Linked DNA regions of Mus musculus: region 2 is linked to region 1. The links are chromatin contacts, found by Hi-C or POLR2A ChIA-PET in ENCODE. All regions are on one chromosome and are shown on one strand. The core of a region is the stretch at or near the end of the contact, and the rest is flanking DNA. Distances in the headings are between cores, read along the strand shown.

Region 1 (3,874 bases), core at 576-3,075:
ACACATTAGCAAGTCCAAGTGTGACAGAGATTGGAGGTGGGGACACTCCTATGTCTACTGGCCCTAAGAAGAGTGCTCCGACTTCCCTCTGGGGCATTGCCCTGACCTAAGGCTGTTGCTTTTCCTTCCTGTCTGCAATGTGAGGCGTGGCACACTGTTCTGGGGAGATGGAAGCAGAGCACCTGGGGTCTGATGCGGGCCTGTCTGCTTGGACAGGTCTCAGACTGGAGCCAGCTCTCCTAGGCAGCATTCCCACACTACCTGGGGATCCTAGCATGCTCACGCTGAGGGGACACTTCCTTGTATAAGACTGAGAACTGATACTGTCTAGCCAGTGGTGAGAACCCTCAGAGACACATGGGTTGGGAAGTGGCCTTAGTCCTGAGCGGCCACTGTGGTACCTGACCTCACAGAAGTCACACACGACCTTAAATGCCCTTACAATCATTCACTGGTACACATCGCCCCTTGACGATAGACGGGGCGGTGACCACTCCTATCAGCGATGAATCCAACAGCCTGCTCACTGACATCTGCCTATCCAAGTGGGGCCCTGCTTAAGGAAGGAGCCTATCCCACCCAAACCAGTGACTCAGCAGGAATTTTTTGTTCCTGACCTCCTACCTGAAGCTAGCCCCAGGCCCTTCACCACAAGTAGGGCAAGAAAATGACCCTTTCCTCTCCTGTCTGGCAGGAGGTAGTAGTGTTCCTGGGTCTGGAAGGGGGATCCATGGTTGAGGACCTTAGGCTACTACACAAAGAGGATGACAGGATGATTGTGATCAAGAAGGATTGGGGTTGTGGGGGACAAGAAGAACCTAGGAAGACCGGAAGTCGATGAATTATACAGCTTTCAGGTTAGGCACTGCAAGGCCCAAAGGTGTTACTGTACCCCAGGAAGTTAGCGGCTACCCAGGCCAGGTATCTTATCTGCCGATCCAGTCCAGGGATATGAGATCAGGAGTTAGGAGAGTCCAGTTTTCCCTGCCTTCCACACAAGGACCCAGCCCTAGACACCCCGGTTCATGGCGGCTCGGGGAGAGGCTCCGGGAAAGGTACAGGTCATGTCCTGACAATACCTAGGCCGCCAGAGCGAATCGCACTGTTCAGTCTCCTACTTGCCAGCGTGACCCTGGAAAATCCCTCACCCAGTGCCCCGGAGCGCAGTCTCCCTGTCTCCCACCCAGTCCCAAAGCACGCGCTCACTGCACCGCCCGGCCCAGGTCCAGAGACCAGACCCAGGTGGCACCGCGCGGAGGCCCGAGCCTCCCGTCCCGTGTGCCTCGCCCCGCCGTGCTGTGCCCGGCCCGCTCCGGGGCGGGAGCCCTACCTGGCCAGGTGAGCGGGGTTTCGGCACAGGGGCAGCAGGAGCCCACCGCCGCCCAGCGGCCTCGCGGTCCCGTCCGTCCGACAGCCACTCCCCGCCGCGGCCCGCCCGCCCGTTCGGCCTGATTCACGCGCCCGCCCCCGCCCCGCCCGCGCTCTGCCTCCTGCCTGTCCGGGCAGCACCTGGGCGGGGCGGCCCCACCCCGACGCGCCCGCATTCCTGCGCCCTCCGCGCCCCGGACCCCGGCCGCGATCCCGGGTTCCCAGTGTGGCTTCACTGGCGCCCCCAGCCCACACCCCAACCCCGACCCCTGAGCGCTCTGGTGGAGCCCCAGAGCTGCGCTCCGGACCCTGGCCAGCGCCGCTCCGGATTTCTAGAGCCTCGTCTTTCCGGACACTGAAGCCCCTTGAACCTATTTGAAAACCGATCGCTCAAAGCCCCTACTGCCGACCCCTGACCCTCGCCCCGGAAGTTGGGGTAACTCGGAAGTTCCGGCTTAGTCGCTAGGAAACTGGCCAGCTCGACGCGAGGGGCGGAGCTTCTGGCCTCTGTGTTGCGAGAGGCAGGTGAGGCAGGTGAGGTCTCAGACGGGGGGGGGGGGGGGGGGTGTTTGGGTACCCATCTCACTCAAGTGACCGCCCTACCGTTCGCAGACACACCTCTAGTTTCCCCAGTCCACTCCCCGCAGGCTCATCTTCGCGCATGAGACCGACAGCATAGGAACTCCACGGACCTCCCCACTCATTTGCCCAACCATAAAGGTTCCTGCGCACTCACCCGTACCCATGGGACCCCTCAGGCACAAGGGAATCTGGAGTGATCCGCCAGCAGAAGCCCCTCTGCCACACAGAATCCCGCAAACCAATCGTACCCCCCAAGTCCCCATCTCACATGAGGATCACTCTCTAAACTGCTCCAACAGTGTCGGTCCTGGCACCCACTGATCCTTTCCTGTGCAAACCAACTGAAGACACAAAGGTCCCGTCTTAATACATGCACATTAAAAGAGGCTGCACCCAAGATGCTGCAAGTACTGGATCCTCTACAGACAGGGAACCTCATGGTTGTATCGACCCCAACACATCACCCGTACACCTAAGGACTTAGTTCCTCCTAGAGCCCTAATCTACCCAGCCCTCCCTCCAACCCACTCCTCTACGCATGCCGTGCCCTGAACTCAGTCACATGTCCAAGCCAGCTTCCTACCTACCACTTCTCCTGTCCTAGATTCTCAGTGTCTGCCACCTGCCTGAACATTGTCCGTAAGACAGCTTACTTTCAGTCACTTTCTGGTCCTACTTTTAGGATAACATTTCATTAACTCCATCCCCAAATGCACTCTGGAGCCCTGCGGCCCCAGCCTAGTGGGTACATAAGTGTATGGAGTCAGCGATTGCACTACCCGCTTTCCTATTCATTGGCCCTGTGAGGGGTTCTAGGGCACTGGAAGACCCTACTAAAACAGGAGCGGAAAGTTCTTCCAAGAGGAGTGAATGGGGGGCCTGCCTTGTATACTAGGGAGAAGGGCATTGCTTCCAGAACCAGACAGCAGAGATTCCCAAGGCCAAGAAGGAAGAGGGTTTGCGGGTGGGGAGGGGCTGTGTTCAGCAGACCCACGTTGGCAGTAGTTGAAAGCAAGTCCGCAGAGCTCAGGCTGTTGAGCTTCTAGCCCAGCGATTTAGAGGATGGTGTTAGAACACAGAAGGACAGGCAGATCCAGAATTGTAGAGGACGGGGGTACCAGCATAAAGGGACACATCCTCTTGCTAGGTATCCTTCCTCGAGCTACTGGGCACATCCTTAGACCACCAGGGGCGGGCAGGTGGACCAAGAAGCTGGCTGGGGGACATGCTGGAGGTCTATGCTCCTGCTGCATGTTCATCCAGGGCCGGGGCAGTATTCCCACTGCCTTGTTCGCTGCCCTCCTGAATGTACCATCCCTGGACTTTTCCTTCCCACCCCCAGGAGAATGAGCACTAAGAAGGGGGGGCCCAAAGCTGCATCAGGGAAGGGGCAGGCGCTCCTCCCTGGGTCCAAGCTTCGAGCTACTGCTGGTGAGTGCCCCCTCTGACCTCCAGGGCACTACCCCAACACTGACCACGAGACCACTAGGCACACAGAAACCCTTTCTCTCCAAGTGGTTTCCAAGAGATCTTTCAGTTGGGCGTGGAATGATAGATTTGTGACTCAAAGCTCAGATGTCCACTGCACCCCGAACTTCTAGAGCTGGAGAAGGGGTGTGGGTACAGTGCTCAGGAGGGTACAGTGTTAGGGTAAGGAGGAGATTGGAGGGGCAGATAGCTTAAAAAAAATATCGAAGCAGGTCGTTGGTGACGCACACTGCCACCAGCACTCAGGAGGCAGAGGCAGGCGGATCTCTGAGTCTGAGGCCAGCCTGGTCTACAGAGTGAGTTCCAGGACAGCCAGGGTTACACAGAGAAACCCTGTCTGGAAACGACAACAACAGCAACAAAGCAATATTGAGAAAAAGCAGGCCTTGATTCTGAGTTGGGAATCTTCATGCTAAGTGGTTGTCTATTCACCATC
Region 2 (4,122 bases), core at 1,445-3,944, 60 kb after region 1:
TCAGGCCACGCCCCAGGGTAGCTCTACCTCTGCTGGGTGGAGGCCCCAAACTTACGCAGGGAGAGATTTAAGCAGGTTCTCCCGGAGTTCCAGGGTCACCAGATTGGCCAGGCTGAAAGAGACCAAGGACCAGGGCTGAGGAAGGCAGAACCAAGACAAGCACTGCCTATACCCAGATCCACTCATCAAGGGGCACTCACTTGCCCACATCTCCAGGCAGTGCCTGCAGGGACACGTCATTCAGGGCCAGGTGAGCCAGGCTGCGTAGCTGTGTGAAGCCATCCGGAAGTCTGGAGAAACAAAGCAACACAGGCCTCAGATACGCATGGAAGAGCTCTAGACCCTGCCGTGGCCAAGAGCCAACCCGCACTGTGGGCTAACACTTACCTAGACAGGGGGTTCCCACTGAAGTCTGCAATCTCCAGAGCCTTACAGAACTTTATGCTCTCAGGTATCTCAGGAATATCTGTGTTTGGAGAGGGTGCCGTGAGGATGGCACGCCTCAGGAGCTCCCAGGAGCCCCTATGCTCCCCCCTATGTTCACGGAGTGCCACCCGCCCTCCCCCCCTACCGTTCCGGGACACATCTAGCTCCACCAGCTGCATGAAGTTGGCCACTTCAGGAGGCAGCCGCTGGATCTCGTTGTCACTGAGGCCCAACTTTCTCAAGTTCAACAGTCGGAAGAAGGGCTGTGGGCAGAAGATGTGATCAGGGGAACAGGCTCTATAGCCAAAGCCCTATGGGTATGGGAGAGTTTCCAAACCAGGAGGATCATGGCCACAGGGTCCTGGACCTCTTTGTATCCCAGGTCACACAAGGTTCTGCGGCTCTAGCCATGATACCCAGTGTGCTGAAAAACCAGACAAAGAAGCCTGCAAAACACACCCCTGCCCACCTGATGCCTGGTCTCCCTTGTGTCATTTGTCACATGTACCACTGCTGTTCTGCAATGATACTCTGCAACTGCTGAGGGGGACTCTCCTAAGATACTGTCAGACCTACGCTCTCATTTCTCGGTGGAAAGCCCACCTCTCACTATTACCCAGATGTCACCCAGATAACATGCCCCAGGCAAGACATCAGCAGCTCCCAAATGGATAGCCCCTGCCCTCTGCCCTATGGGTCAGTCACTCTCAGTATCCTACCTACTATCCAAACTACCTCTTCTAAAGGAGTTTGGAGCTCTTCAGGAACCCCAACAATGAACAGCAAGAGCTTAACAAAGAGAGAACAACAATAAAAACACCAGAGAGCACTGGGGTGGGTTGTGGGTGGTGCACATCTTTAGTACCCACAGAGGCAGGTGGATCTCTGAGTTCTAGGACAGCCAGAATGAATTCCAGGATAACCAGGGTTACGAAGGGGAAACCCTGTCTCAAGAAACAGAACAAAAAAAAAAAAGCAATAACAACAACAGGCACCAGAGAGAAACACAAGTGCAAAATGTCCAAGATTCACACACGGATACCATAAAGGTCTATGAAGAACACCCGCAACGCCACCAGCCGGCAAGAATATCAGACCACTGAGTCCCCTATCTCAGAAAAGTAAGTCCTACATAACCTGCCTCCTTTGGCCTTCCTTCTAGTGTGGCCTCAGAACAACAACAACAAAAAAAACCCCAAACAAACCCGACAGGAAGGAACACAGACAGTGAAAGGTGGGCTCTCCGCTGAGCGATGACAGAATAGATCTGACACTGCAAGTATCTTAGGAGAGTCCCACTCAGCACTGCAAACCTCTCCTCCCAAAACGAAGGCAGAACACAGTGCAAGAAAACCAACTTCCTACCCTTAAAGTAGCCCAACTAGCTTTAACAGTTGCTAACCCGGGTCGGTCTCGCACCCTGGACCCATCCTCCTCCTGTGCTCTCATGGGCTTCTCTGTTGGCTCCCCTTTTAGGTTCAGTATCTACTTAGTCCCCAGACAGGTTGCCACCAGGTGCCAACACCGGCGGCTGGAGGAGGGTGGGGCTGGCTGGGGCGGGGCTCTGACCAGTAGGAACCTGCAGGGCCGGCTGGAGGTTGCGGTGCCCAGCTCGGGCAGCGCCTGCTGAGATCTCGCTCCAGCCGGCTGCCCCAGAAGTCATACACCACCCCGAGAACTGAGCGCGGGGCAGCAGGTGCGGCGGCCGCTCACCTTAGGTAGCTCGCGCAGCTGGTTGGCGTCGAGGAGCAGCTCCTCGAGGCTACGACTGTAGCGGTAAATCTCCTCTGGCACAACCTGCAGCGAGCAGTGCCGCTTATCCACCGACTCCACGTGCCGGTTACAACGCCAGAGCGGGATGCACTTCAGCATGATGCGGGCGGGCAGTGAGCGCGGGCTCGGGAGGCGCTCGGCGGGCTCGGGCCGGGGGGCGGGGCTCGGCCCGCATGAGCGCCGAGCGCGGGCGGAGCGGCGCGCGCGGGGGTGGGGCGGGCAGCCGGGTCCCGGACTGTGGCCGGGGTCGGCGCTCGGCTCGGCCCGCGTTCAATACGAGCTGTAGGCTCCGACGGCGGCACACAGCTGGCAGCACGGCCTGACCCGGCAGCGCTTTCTTAGGCGCTGGGGGCGCGGCGGCGGCTCCGCATCCCGCCCGGCCTGCTCACCTAGCAGCTCATCCGCCCGCAGCACCGCAGCCGGAACCGCCGCCGCTGCCCGCGACAACCGCCCAGCCGCGCAGCCCGCCGGGAAGCCTAGGCCCGCCCTCTCTGCTCAAAACTACAGCTCCCAAAGGGCCACGCGGCGTGGCGTCTCCGACGACCCGTAGCGGTCTCGCGCGGGGCATGTCGGGATTTCCGGCCTCGCTCTGGCGTAACCCATACTAGCAGGTGTAACAACTCAGATGCCCGCCCGCCCACAAAATGCTCTCTTGGTCCTGGATCCTACAGATCTCAGGGCCAGACAGCTCTCAGAGCTATCCACGTGAGCAAGGCTGCAAGCCAGCACTCCCCACAAAGGAAGATAAAGCAAGGCCTGTCCACCCCGGTCCCTCCTGTTCACCCCTGCACAGCAGGCTGAACGCCCTCCTTGTCCCTGGTGCCTTGGAACCCTGATAAGACATTCCACACACAACCAGCTTGGGTCACAGGACCAATTTCAGACACAGGGACTTCAGGGCCAGTGGTATCTGCATCTTTATGTACACTACAGGGTGGGTTGGGCAGAGTGCCTGGTCCCAGGGACACACCACGGTTAACACTTTACAAAACCCAAAGGAAGGAAGGGGCAAGTGCAAGTCCAGGAAATGAGGCCAAAGTCACGCGGAGAGGTCGCTGTTATCAAAACGCTCCTGGTCATACACTTCAGCCACCACCTTGCGACCACCAAACCAGCGCCCATTGAGGGCCTGGATGGCCTTGTGAGTCTCTGAGGCCATGGAGAATTCCACAAAAATCTTGACGATGATTTCTGCATCTTCCTCTTCGCCCTGTTTTTCTTGATAGATAATGACCCGGTTCACAGCACCAAATTTGCCACACTCCTCTGTCACCTCTCCCTCCAGGTCGTCATCGATGTCCTTGGGGTCCACCATGTTTCGGAGAACCATCACTGTAGACTGTAGGAAAGACAATTGACTGCTGTGACTGTGGGAAAGACACCTGAATGCTGCGACCTATCACCCACTACTTCACATTCATACCGCCGAGAGCGGGCCTGGCACGAGCCCACCTACTTACCTCCTGTTTTCTGAGTAGCTTTTGCATGACCATGTGGCGAGCACTGCTGCCCGAGATGCTCATGTGCTCCTGCTCACTCAACATCTCTGGCCGTTCTGACTCAGGAAACAGCTCCTCCTCTTCCTTCTCCTTCTTGGGCTCCAACAGACCCAACGTTGGCGGGCTGGCGAGAATGGGGTTCACTACTCCCACAGAGGGGATGGTGACCGGAATAGGAGGGCGGGCTGGTGTCACACCTGCAGCAAAACCAACCGAGTTTAATAGCCACACATACACTCTCCTGTTTGGGAAAGAGTAAAGAGATGGTTGGCGATAGCCAGCCTGTCCTGGATTCAAGGGATTACACCGAAGTAAGTATGGGTTGGGAAGCTGAAGACAGACCCTAGAGGAGAGGGGAAAGGAATGGAAGAGAACCTGATCAACTCAGACTCACCTGTGATGACTCCAGGGGCCTGGGCAGCCA

Evidence for each region. Hi-C counts contacts between places; a loop is a spot of excess contacts on that map. ChIA-PET counts read pairs that join two places held with the same protein, here RNA polymerase II (POLR2A).
Region 2: a map of CH12.LX shows a loop between it and region 1 (1.8-fold over the local background). The contact joins the promoter of Scrib here to the promoter of Iqank1 in region 1. A Hi-C loop is called at or near these places in 2 of 37 maps with a recorded cell type or tissue (CH12.LX and T-helper 1 cell). POLR2A ChIA-PET finds 5 or more read pairs at or near these places in 3 of 5 experiments (Patski and embryonic stem cell).

Annotation. Positions count from the first base shown.
Region 1 is chr15:76,008,044-76,011,917 of GRCm38, forward strand. It overlaps Iqank1 (IQ motif and ankyrin repeat containing 1), which reads left to right and starts at 1,826. Exons shown (of 14, transcript NM_001370920.1): 1 at 1,826-1,902; 2 at 3,293-3,381. The coding sequence starts at 3,297. It overlaps Fam83h (family with sequence similarity 83, member H), which reads right to left and starts at 1,455. Exons shown (of 5, transcript NM_001168253.1): 1 at 1,331-1,455.
Region 2 is chr15:76,067,090-76,071,211 of GRCm38, forward strand. Scrib (scribbled planar cell polarity) reads right to left here and starts at 2,695. Exons shown (of 36, transcript NM_001310543.1): 1 at 2,140-2,695; 2 at 572-689; 3 at 388-466; 4 at 201-290; 5 at 56-112. The coding sequence starts at 2,298. Puf60 (poly-U binding splicing factor 60) reads right to left here. Exons shown (of 12, transcript NM_028364.2): 10 at 4,093-4,122; 11 at 3,660-3,895; 12 at 3,093-3,538. The coding sequence ends at 3,239.